Regions from separate parts of the Homo sapiens genome. Here all the other regions are linked to region 3. The links are chromatin contacts, found by Hi-C or POLR2A ChIA-PET in ENCODE. All regions are on one chromosome and are shown on one strand. The core of a region is the stretch at or near the end of the contact, and the rest is flanking DNA. Distances in the headings are between cores, read along the strand shown.

Evidence for each region. A loop is a pair of places that touch in the nucleus more often than their neighbours do. ChIA-PET counts read pairs that join two places held with the same protein, here RNA polymerase II (POLR2A). Pooled maps may share reads with other maps.
Region 1: a map of natural killer cell shows a loop between it and region 3 (9-fold over the local background). The contact joins two enhancer-like sites. A Hi-C loop is called at or near these places in 12 of 168 maps with a recorded cell type or tissue (B cell, CD4-positive, alpha-beta memory T cell, IMR-90 and 8 more), 7 of 37 single-sample maps with no recorded cell type and 17 of 50 pooled maps. POLR2A ChIA-PET finds 5 or more read pairs at or near these places in 12 of 52 experiments (AG04450, CD4-positive, alpha-beta T cell, CD4-positive, alpha-beta memory T cell and 7 more).
Region 2: a loop to region 3 is called in a pooled map, with 3 times the contacts of the local background. The contact joins two enhancer-like sites. A Hi-C loop is called at or near these places in 5 of 50 pooled maps. POLR2A ChIA-PET finds 5 or more read pairs at or near these places in 2 of 52 experiments (Panc1 and activated CD4-positive, alpha-beta T cell).

The regions. Positions count from the first base shown.
Region 1 is chr11:128,322,915-128,326,131 of GRCh38, forward strand. The region is part of intron 1 of LOC124902787 (a long non-coding RNA gene); the gene reads right to left. Among named protein-coding and RNA genes, the nearest start is that of LINC02098, 120 kb to the left of the region's middle. RefSeq lists an enhancer at 1,310-2,444. Within about 2 kb of position 1,882, at least 6 of the 41 ENCODE cell types and tissues checked have a DNase peak (open chromatin) inside an H3K27ac peak, as active enhancers do; they include CD4-positive, alpha-beta T cell, CD8-positive, alpha-beta T cell and natural killer cell, where a contact is called at or near this core.
Region 2 is chr11:128,239,147-128,242,577 of GRCh38, forward strand. LINC02098 (long intergenic non-protein coding RNA 2098) reads left to right here. Exons shown (of 4, transcript NR_146647.1): 4 at 2,132-2,295. Among named protein-coding and RNA genes, the nearest start is that of LINC02098, 32 kb to the left of the region's middle. Within about 2 kb of position 1,710, at least 2 of the 41 ENCODE cell types and tissues checked have a DNase peak (open chromatin) inside an H3K27ac peak, as active enhancers do.
Region 3 is chr11:128,628,834-128,632,252 of GRCh38, forward strand. No RefSeq gene overlaps it. Among named protein-coding and RNA genes, the nearest start is that of ETS1, 43 kb to the left of the region's middle. Within about 2 kb of position 1,703, at least 12 of the 41 ENCODE cell types and tissues checked have a DNase peak (open chromatin) inside an H3K27ac peak, as active enhancers do; they include CD4-positive, alpha-beta T cell, CD8-positive, alpha-beta T cell and natural killer cell, where a contact is called at or near this core.

The DNA of each region.
Region 1 (3,217 bases), core at 632-3,131, 310 kb before region 3:
GTCAACTGAGAGCTGACACAGAGAGCCCAAAGCAGGGTGGGAAAAAAGGGGGCAACACAGACAGATTGAGATGAGAGGGCTCCCTTCTGCCAGAATTGCCCTTCCCGCATGAGCCAGGGTTGTCTAGGCACAGCAGCTTCCTTAAGCATCCCTAAATTCACCTTCCTGGGCTCTGGGGTATCAAAATCTTGTAAGCAGTCCCACAGGCCTGCCAGAACTTTGTCATTCCTCCTGCTGCTTTGACTGACTTTGGGAACTGGATGATCCTTCTGCCTGGTTTGTGGACTCTTGATTTTATTCTTGCTGCCACTAAGGCTGCTATAATGGTTGTCGGATTTCCTTGGAACTTGAAGATGGGCAGAGGGTGCTTTCATAGTTACTGACAAGGTAATGTCAGGAGCACTCATTTCCCTGACTCTGGAGATGAAAGCAAACAAAAACAAAAACAATAAGCAGTTTATATTGGGCCAACCATCTGTGGTTAAGGAGAAAGGCCAAGCAATGACTACAGCTTCCCAGCCCAAACAGGCTCCAGGAAAGAGGGCTCAGTTCACAGGCTGGGAATATGGACAGCCAGAGACACTAAGGCCGGTTATGAGCTTTCATGAATCTGAGCTGGAGCCTCATCTGCCTGTTTTGCATTTCAGACAGGAGGAGGCAGTGTGGATGAGACTGTCAGAACTGGCAGCATTTCCCCTTGCAACTCCACAACTTATTTGCTGAGTGACCTTGAGCAAGCTCCTTAACCTCTGAGAGGCTTCAATTCTCTACCTGTGAAACAGAACCAGCAACATTTCATTAAAAGTTAAGGAACCTGGAGCATAATGACATTTCTCTATTAGAGCTTTCTCGGCTTGCCCCTTGGTAATTTTTGCCTTTCAGCACCTTTCTGGAAAGAAATGAAATGAGTAGTGTCTTCTTGTGAATAGGTGTCTTTTATAGAGTTATGGAAAAAATAATTCCCTTGCCCCGGCACCTTTCTTTCGTTGCTAGTTGTGCCACTGACTTGTTGCATATCCTGGATCCAGTCAGTTTTCTTTTCCTTGCCACTAGACCAACACTAGATCTTATAGCAGCCCCCATATACAAATGATTTCCACAGGATCCTCATGCTGCGTGTTCTCAGGCTCCTGATAGTGAGTGTTGAACCATCAGGCCATTCAGAGTTCACTGAATATGACTTTTGCAATAAAGATTAGATCCTAATAATCCCTGCTCACAACACGATTACTAGCTAATCCGTCCCAGTCGAGGGTTTCTTTTCTCCTTTGAGTCACAAGGAATCCTTATTACATGAAAGATGAAAACATGAAATGCCTATCAGAGATATCACCACATGCACCGCCCCCCGAACCAGGCCGTGGGGTCGGTCAACGAGTTCTCCCTGTGGTTTGGATGCTGACACCTGAGTGACTCCCCTCATGAGCTCAGAAGCAGAGAGAGGGAACTGTTTTCAGAGCAGAGAGGTGGCTTAGAGGAAACATGTACAGGACTTGGCAAAGAACCTGACTCCATGTGAATGCTCACTCCGTGTGAAATTGTTCTTATTATAGTGATTTGTGGGGAAGAAATAACCAAGGAGGGAAATAAACAACCACAGTGACAAGATAAAGGAAGAAACCTAGGCCCTAGAAAGGAAAGTTTTCTAGGCTGATTTCTACCCCTGAAATGCACCCATCGACTCTTCTGGAAACTCAACTGTGCCTCCCACCTCTGAGGTCAGCCCCTCCCGGGGCTAACTGCAGCCCAAGCAAGCCCCCGTGGCAGGAGTGTGGCAGGGGCCTTCAGCTCACCCACCTCTGCTCTCTGAACATGGCACAACGAGCCTGTCAGACCACTTGCAGCCCTGCTATTTGATCTTATCGGGCCCTGTCAGGGAGGTGAAGTGCATGCGTCAAGAAGTTCGTGCCTGTTCATCATTGTGGTTGCCCCGAAGTGGAGCAGGCAAGGTAACACTTGAAGCCATTTTTGCAGAGAATTGCACAAACAGCAGCGGGTGTCATAGACTCAGTGGTTCCACTTCGGATCGAGAAAACACCCACAGAATGGTAGAGGCTGCTAAAGAAACACCACAAAACACAGAGCAACATATACTCATGCACACACACCAGAGCAGTGTGAACCAAAGCCCCGGGCAGGAGGACGTGCTGTGTGCCAACAAAAAACAAAAGGGGAGATGCATTATTTGTTTTGGGGTAGAAAGGTTGCGGGACTGAGGCTCTGCTGCAGACAGATGGGCGCTACACTTATTTGTTGGGTGGCAGAAAAGTTGGGGGACTGAGGCTCTGCTGCAGATGGGTGGGCACTGTATGACTTTCTTTGAGGAAGGCACTTCTGAGAGTGAGAAAAAAAAACAACTGATAGTTCTTGGAGCTTGAAACTGAGAGTTTCTACTATGGAGAATTGAAAACAATTTCCTTCTGAGGGAGAAGGTAGATGGAGCAAGGGAAGTCCAAATTAGGCCCCTTTTGGAGGTAATAGATATTTTCAATCTGCTAAGCAGTGAAGCAGGCAGAAACTGACAATTGTTATAATTATTCTTGTATAAAGTAAATAAGATTTTTCTCAAAGGAGAAAGCACCTGTTGATTTGGCTAAGTTAAGCATTAGAAACACCTGAACTTACCGTTACACATTCTTCAATTTGGCAAATGCAATACAAGAGTGAATGAGACAAACCTTGACTTGTTCTCATATAATTTATTATCTAGTAGAAGAAGACATTAAGGAAACAGACACTGAAATATATAATTATGAATTATGATTTGTGTTTTGAAGAGAGTGTTCAGTGTTTATGAGACAGAATATCTGTTTTTACCTAGAAGTTTGATTGTCTATTCAATACGCATTTTAAAAGTAGTTATTCCATGTAAAATTGTAGGGATATACAGGAATTATTGATATATGATCTTTACTTTCCAAGAGCTCAAAACCTTTTAAGGGACTCAGGCACGCTGATAGATAAATAGTAGTATTTAAAAGTAGAAATAAGGCCAGGCGCGGTGGCTCATGCCTGTAATGCCAGCACTTTGGGAGGCTGAGGTGGGTGGATCACCTGAGGTTGGGAGTTTGAGACCAGCCTGACCAACATGAAGAAACCCTGTCTCTACTAAAAATACAAAATTAGCCAGGCGTGGTGGCGCATGCCTGTAATCCCAGCTACTCTCAGGAGGCTGAGGCAGGAGAAACGCTTGAACCAAAGAGGTGGAGGTTGCAGT
Region 2 (3,431 bases), core at 460-2,959, 390 kb before region 3:
CTTAATTCCAGGTGATGTATGTATCAAATTAGAATTCTAGCCCTTCTATATAGTCTCAGGTTGTCTGTCATCTCTCCCTGAATGTTTCTGAGTCCCCCACCTGCAGTTCCCTGTGGCTTTTTCAGTGAGAATGTGCCACTCAGCTTTTCTAATGGGGTCTTCTGGTGGCCCTGAGTGATGAGATCACTAAGGAAATACTTTAGTGTTGAGAGACTCGTCCTGGGCCCAAACAAAGCCCACCTTCTGATGTCAGAAGGGGCACTTAGAAGTGAATCAGCACTCTGTCCTATCAGGCTTTCTATTTATGAAGAACAAGAGGTGAATAGCACTGTCCTTGCTGTGCACACTCATATTCCTCTGAAGCCCCTTTGATACAATAACTCAGCTGGTTCTGTCTTCCTCTCAGAGCATGGAATCTCTCCTGCCAATGGGGGGACTGTGTGGTTTGAAAAAGCTCCTGTAGGTGGTTCTGATTCAGAACACCCCACCCATCCAGCACTGGATTGAGAACTAGGGGTCAAAAGGCACACTGAACGGTAGACGTGAGGCTTCCTACGTCTCCTATTTCACAGACTTTATGGAAAAGCAGGTTTGGAAATGAATGAACCCAGGATGAAAATTTAAGTCTCTATAAAATATTTTTCATCTACAAAGAAACAACTTTTTCCTCTACCAAAGTTATTTCAGATACATGTGTCTTCATTATGGTCATCTGGGTATTTGTAAGGAATACCACATCCCTTGCATTTCAGGTGTGTTGTGAATTAAAGATTACATTATTTTCCTTTTATCCTTATCATCTCCAAACCTCCTACACAACAATTGCAAAAGAAGTAATACTGCAAACTCTCAAGTCTGTTGTGAGGATTAATTTACTTAGATTACATAAGATATTTAAAACAATAAAAGGTGCTTAATGTATAAAACCTATTATCATAGTTAACTTTTCTTTTAGTCTTATGGCTACATTGTGTAGTAAATATTGTATAATCTGCATTGCATAGTCATACAAAAATGTCATCTTCACAGTACATTTCTAATAACCTGGAAAGCATTCTGTCATTTTCTTAATATTGGCATGATTCTTGGGTTTGGTTAAAAGGGATTAGAAGAGATTCATTCTCCCCATCTCTACTAAAAATACAAAAAAATTAGCCGGGCCTGGTGGCGGGCGCCTGTAGTCCCAGCTACTTGGGAGGCTGAGGCAGGAGAATGGCGTGAACCTGAGAGGCGGAGCTTGCAGTGAGCCGAGATCACGCCACTGCACTCCAGCCTGGGCGACAGAGCAAGACTCTGTCTCAAAAGAAAAAAAAAAAAAAGAAGAAGAAGAAGAGATTCATTCTGTGTTTGGTCTCTTTTCTCCCCTGTTTGAATTTGTCACAGCCCTTTCCCTATACTGAATCTGATTGCTAGGAAACAGTCCGTTGTGAAATATGTCTCAATGTTACACTTATTTGCAATATATTCAGCTTTACTCCATGCTCTGGCATTGTTCTAATGAGATCAATGTATTGCCAAACTGAGTCACTGGTTCCTTCCCTTCTTCCAAAGAAAACAACGGCAATTCCAAGGAATTCTTTTCTTTGTTAGTTTTTAGCCTCCTATTTCATTTCTATTATAAATAGCATCAATTATCTGATGTGTAGCTGACAGAGAAGTTTGCCTCCCATGAATCATTTCATTCAGCTGATTCGGCAAAACATTTGACCATGAACGTGCATGCGTGTGTGTGTGCACAGACTCCAGTGCCTGAGTTTTCGTATAAACTAGATAAAGTCCATTTGTCTCCAGATTAATGATAAACAAGATTAAGAACACAGTTTCTAAGTTTTGTTTCATTTGGGCCTTCTCGAGCTGCATTTAGCCGATACTAAGTTATAATGACCTTTGGAAAGTTCACAAGTTTCCAGGGGTCCAGGATAGTAATTAGCTCTTAATTGTAAAAACAAGTGCTGCTGAAGAACATAAGGTCATAGGAAAATCAGGAATCAGGACTTTGTACAGAAAAAAAAAAGTGAATAAAATAATGTTTATTCATTTATGAATCACTCAGTCATGATTTTCTTTTTATAATATCATCGAAAGAAATAAAATGCCTTGTGTTTAAATTTTCACTATGCTTGTATTTCAGCCTCATCAAGAGATACTACCCCTGATCTTTTCATTTCACTTTCCTCGGGTCTGCCTAAACTCAGTGTCTCTCCTAGAAAACCACCCAACTCATGAAAAACTGTTTGTAAGAAAATGTTCTCAACACAAAGAAATAATAAAGGTTTGAGATGATAAATATGCTAATTACCCTGATCTGATCACTATACATGATATGTATGAAAACATCACTATGTACCTTGTAAAATTATTATACGTCAATTAAAAAAAGGGAAAATGTGTTGTGCTTAATTATAATAAGAAAATTTAAACAGATTGATGAGAATTCAAAGTTTTCACTGATGTGAATATTAGTTAACAGGAAAAAAGAACTCATAAAAACTGTTCCATACTTGTTTTACCCCAAAATGTTAATCCATGCTGTTATAGATACCCTGTGAGACACACAAATGCTTTTCCAACTCATTGATTTCAAATCAAAGGGCAAAATATACATTAGTAATGATGATATGCCAAAACGCTCCTTAATGTGAACATCAGTATTTACGTTTTAATGTCAGTTACAAAGATCCCTGGGCGGGCGCGGTGGCTCACACCTGTAATTCCAGCACTTTCGAAGGCCGAGGCTGGTGGATCATGAGGTCAGGAGATCGAGACCATCCTGGCTAACACAGTGAAACCCCGTCTCTACTAAAAATACAAAAAATTAGCCGGGCTTGGTCGTGGGTGCCTGTAGTCTCAGCTACTTGGGAGGCTGAGACAGGAGAATGGTGTGAACCCGGGAGGCGGAGCTTGCAGTGAGCTGAGACAGCGCCACTGCACTCCAGCCTGGGCAACAGAGCGAGACTCCGTCTCAAAAAAAAAAAAAAAAAAAAAAAAAAAAAAATCCCTAAGCAGAGATTTGGGATCCTTTATATTCATGAATCTTTAATTCAGGAGTTCAAGATACCACAAACCGGCCGAGTGTGGTGGCTCATGCCGGTAATCCCAGCACTTTGGAAGGCCAATGCAGGTGGATCACTAGAGCCCTGGAGTTAGCCTGGGCAACATGGGGAAACCCCCCGTCCCTACAAAAAACTACAAAAGTTAGCCAGGCGTGATGGCATACGCCTGTAGTCCCGGCTACTCAGGAGGCTGGGAGGACGGCTTGAGTCCAGAAGGTGGAGGTTATAGTAAGCCGTGAACATGCCACTGCACTCCAGCACGTGCAACAGAGCAAGACCCTCTCCTCTTCCTCTCTCACAAAAAAAAAAAAAGAAATCACAGAACTATATTACTGCATATTTGTTTGTGTACAATTTACTTTTAATGTGACAACTTCT
Region 3 (3,419 bases), core at 453-2,952:
TACCGCATTGATGCCATCAAAGTGTTTGTGGAGTGTAAAATTAATATTCGGCTTATGAGGGTAGGCCGGGGGAGAGGGTGGGTGTTGTTTTGCATCCCACATCAGGACACCCTGTATTTAAACACACTTTGTGTCATCGAGGGTGCTTTCAGAACCCATGCACCCAGAACCAAGTTCGGCCGTCAGCCACATGGAAAGGCAGCACCCCATCCCTTCCCCTTAGCACTTCCTGACCCTTCTCCTTTTGCTTCCTACTCCTAGTTTTCCCCCTTCCGCAAAGAAAAGAGTTCTAAACCAGATCACAGTAAGACCTTAGGGATGAAAGTAGCCATCCCCTTCTGAAGGTGTTTGCATTCTACAGAATGGAAGGATTCTGGCCAGGGCTGCAGCAGGTAGTGGTGAGCATGAAGCCAGGAAGGCTAAGATCAAAATCGGGGACCCTGCGGGAGATTGGAGGGGACTTCTGAGTGTACCTCACATTCCATCAGATAGGCCCTAATCATTTTGCCAAAGGGAGGGATTTGAGGGGATCATAGCAAAGGTTCTCTTATCAGGACAGCCCCAGGAAGCCCTGCAAAGGTGAGGAGAGACAGCCAATGAAGGATGAAGCTGTGTGAATTTTAGCTTCAGCCTCAGGTTCTGCTCAGCAAAAGTGGAAGATCTGGTCATTTATAGACTCCTGGACTTAAATCAAAAGAGCCAGAACCTCGACATAGCGACTCCAGGAGCTAGGTGACACTGAAGTCACCTTACCCCTCCATATCCTGTAAAACAGGGATGATCACAAGAGAAAGTTGTGGAGCTGAAATGGGCTGATGCACTCGAAGGCTTTTTCACTCAGAGACGGTCAGAAGACATTTGCCAGATGATTTCCAGATGTGTCAGAATGGGGAGCACTCTCTTTTGAGCAGGATAGCTCTCTCCCACACTTAATGTATGCCTGAGAGGAGAGAGAGAGACAAAGAATGATCAGACTGTACACCATTTGTGGACAAAGGGTCATCATAGGGCTTTGACAATTCTCCAAGAGCACTGGTTCCACATAGAAGCTGGCTTCACAGGCTGGCATTGGGATTAGGCCAGAGGTCAGATAGTAGGTGTGGCAAGGCCCCAGGTGGGCTAAGGCTGGCCATGGAGACAGGTGGGCTTTCCTGTTGAATGCTTCCAGGGAAGTCATGCCGTCTGGAACCTCAGATTTGGCAAATCAGCAAAGGAAAATTGGTCGCAATTATTTTCCAGGGCTTCCATGCTCTCTGATGTGTTAGATCCTTGTTAGCATTAACCAGAGTTAAACATTTGTTTTATTCTGTGGATGGAGAGACAGGTTTTAGAACACCTTCCCTGACAAGGTTAAGGTTGCAGGTTCTGAAAATTATCTCCGGTCTCCAAAGTTTTTGTATTTCAGTGTCTTTGGTGCTTTTTTGTTTTGTTCTATTTTGAAGTAACTTTATAGTTTTTGTTTGTTGTTTTTTTTTTTTAAGTACAGATATGTTGAGCACAGAAAAAAAAAAAAAAAAAAACATTGCAATAACCTTGACTTCTGAAAAGTCCTCTCATTCTTCCAGGGGAGGAATTTTGTTTTTCAGGAACTGTTTTTTCATAAAGACAAAAGTCTTAGCAGTTTGGATTTCGGCCTTTGAGTTTTTCTTTTCATCATGTGTAATTTCAAATTGTACTGAGGTCCTTCCTCCTGGAACCTAGCGAATACAGCTCAATGGCGCCCCCTGAAGGCCAACGTAGAGGGGTACAGTAAAAGAGGATAAAATGAGGAACCTCCAGCCCTCCGTATCCGACCAGCCAAGACAAACCACCATCTAGGCCCAAAGGCAGGTTAGCGTGTGGCAAAACCCAATAGCTGCATTCAAAACCCAGTTCTGACAACAACAAGCTATTTCTGCATGTTCCCACATAGTTGAGAAGAGATTGAGCTTTGGCATAAAACAGGTCAAAGGCCTTGGATTGAATTCCAGCACAGACAAGTTACTTAATCTCTCTAACTCACTTTCTCTTTCTGTATAATGTAGAATACAAAGTGATTTTTTTAATTGCTTACTATGTGCAGGCTTTGTCCTAAGTGTTTAGCATGTGTTAGCTCATTTAGTTCTTGCTAAAACCCTCTAGTTTGTGTGCTATTAGTACCCACTTTGTACAAATAAGAAAACTAGGGCCTGGAGTGAGTCAGAAGCCTTCACAGCTGCTAACTGAAAAAAACAGGGCTGAACGCATGTGGTGCAGTCCGGAGCCTGGACTCACCGCCACATGTCACACTGATGCCCATACTTACCAGGTGGGACCACCGTGAGGACTAGAAAGAGAAATGTCAACCACATAGCCCTGGACTGGCACAGAATAAATGCCCAACAAATAATAGCCATAATTATTCCCATTCTTGGTCGACCACCTTAATAAAAGCTACCATAGAGGCAGGGAATCAGTAAGAAGAGATGACTAAGAGGATGCTTACTGCATGTAGGAAAATCAGTTAATGCTCGTGTGACTGGCTTATTTCCCTTTGCATACTGTCCTTCAGGTCCATCCATGTTGTCACATATGGCACGATTTTCATTTTTTTTTAAGGCCGAGTAATATTCCACTGTCTGTATCTACCCATTTTCTTTATTCGCCCATTGATGAACATTTAGGTTGTTTCCACATCTTAGCTCATCTTGACAGTGCTACAATGAACATGAGCATGTTAATATTTCTCCAAGATCATGATTTCAATTCTTTTGGATAAATACCTAAAAGTGGAATGGCTGGATCCTATATTAGTTCTGTTTTCCTCTTTTTGAGGAACCTCCCTACTGTTTTCCATAGCGGCTATACCATTTTACATTCCCACCATCTGCGCCAGAGTTCGAATTTCTCCACATCCTCACCAACACTTTTTATCTTTTGTTCTTTTGATAACAGCCATCCTCACTATTGTAAGGTGATATCTCATTATGGGGAAAAATTATATGAAAAGGAAGCATCAAATTAATAGGCAAGAAAACCAGTACATAGTATTTGGACAGTTGGCATATTACTTAAAAATTATGTATGAATCCAAAAAATTAATTAACTCTTACTATATTAGTATTCTGATTGTTGACATTAACCTGTAACAATAGGAGAAAAAGTTAGTTCAGGAATCACTTCCCAATTACATCTGTTACAAATGCAAGGAGAAACAAATACAAGGAGAAACTCCTTTGCATACAATATTTTAAAGAAAAGGACAGGTGAGTTTTGGGATGCGAGGAGAGGGGCAAGAAACTGTCTTCTGTGTGGAGAGGGATCTTGAAACATATCTTCCAATGGGAGGCCAAATGCAGGGGGGCATTGCTTTCAAGAAACTAAAGGTCCTGAGTGCCTCCCAGGATAGCAGTTAATGAGCATGAGCTGGGTTTTCAAGAAGTCTGAATCTATTCAACTAC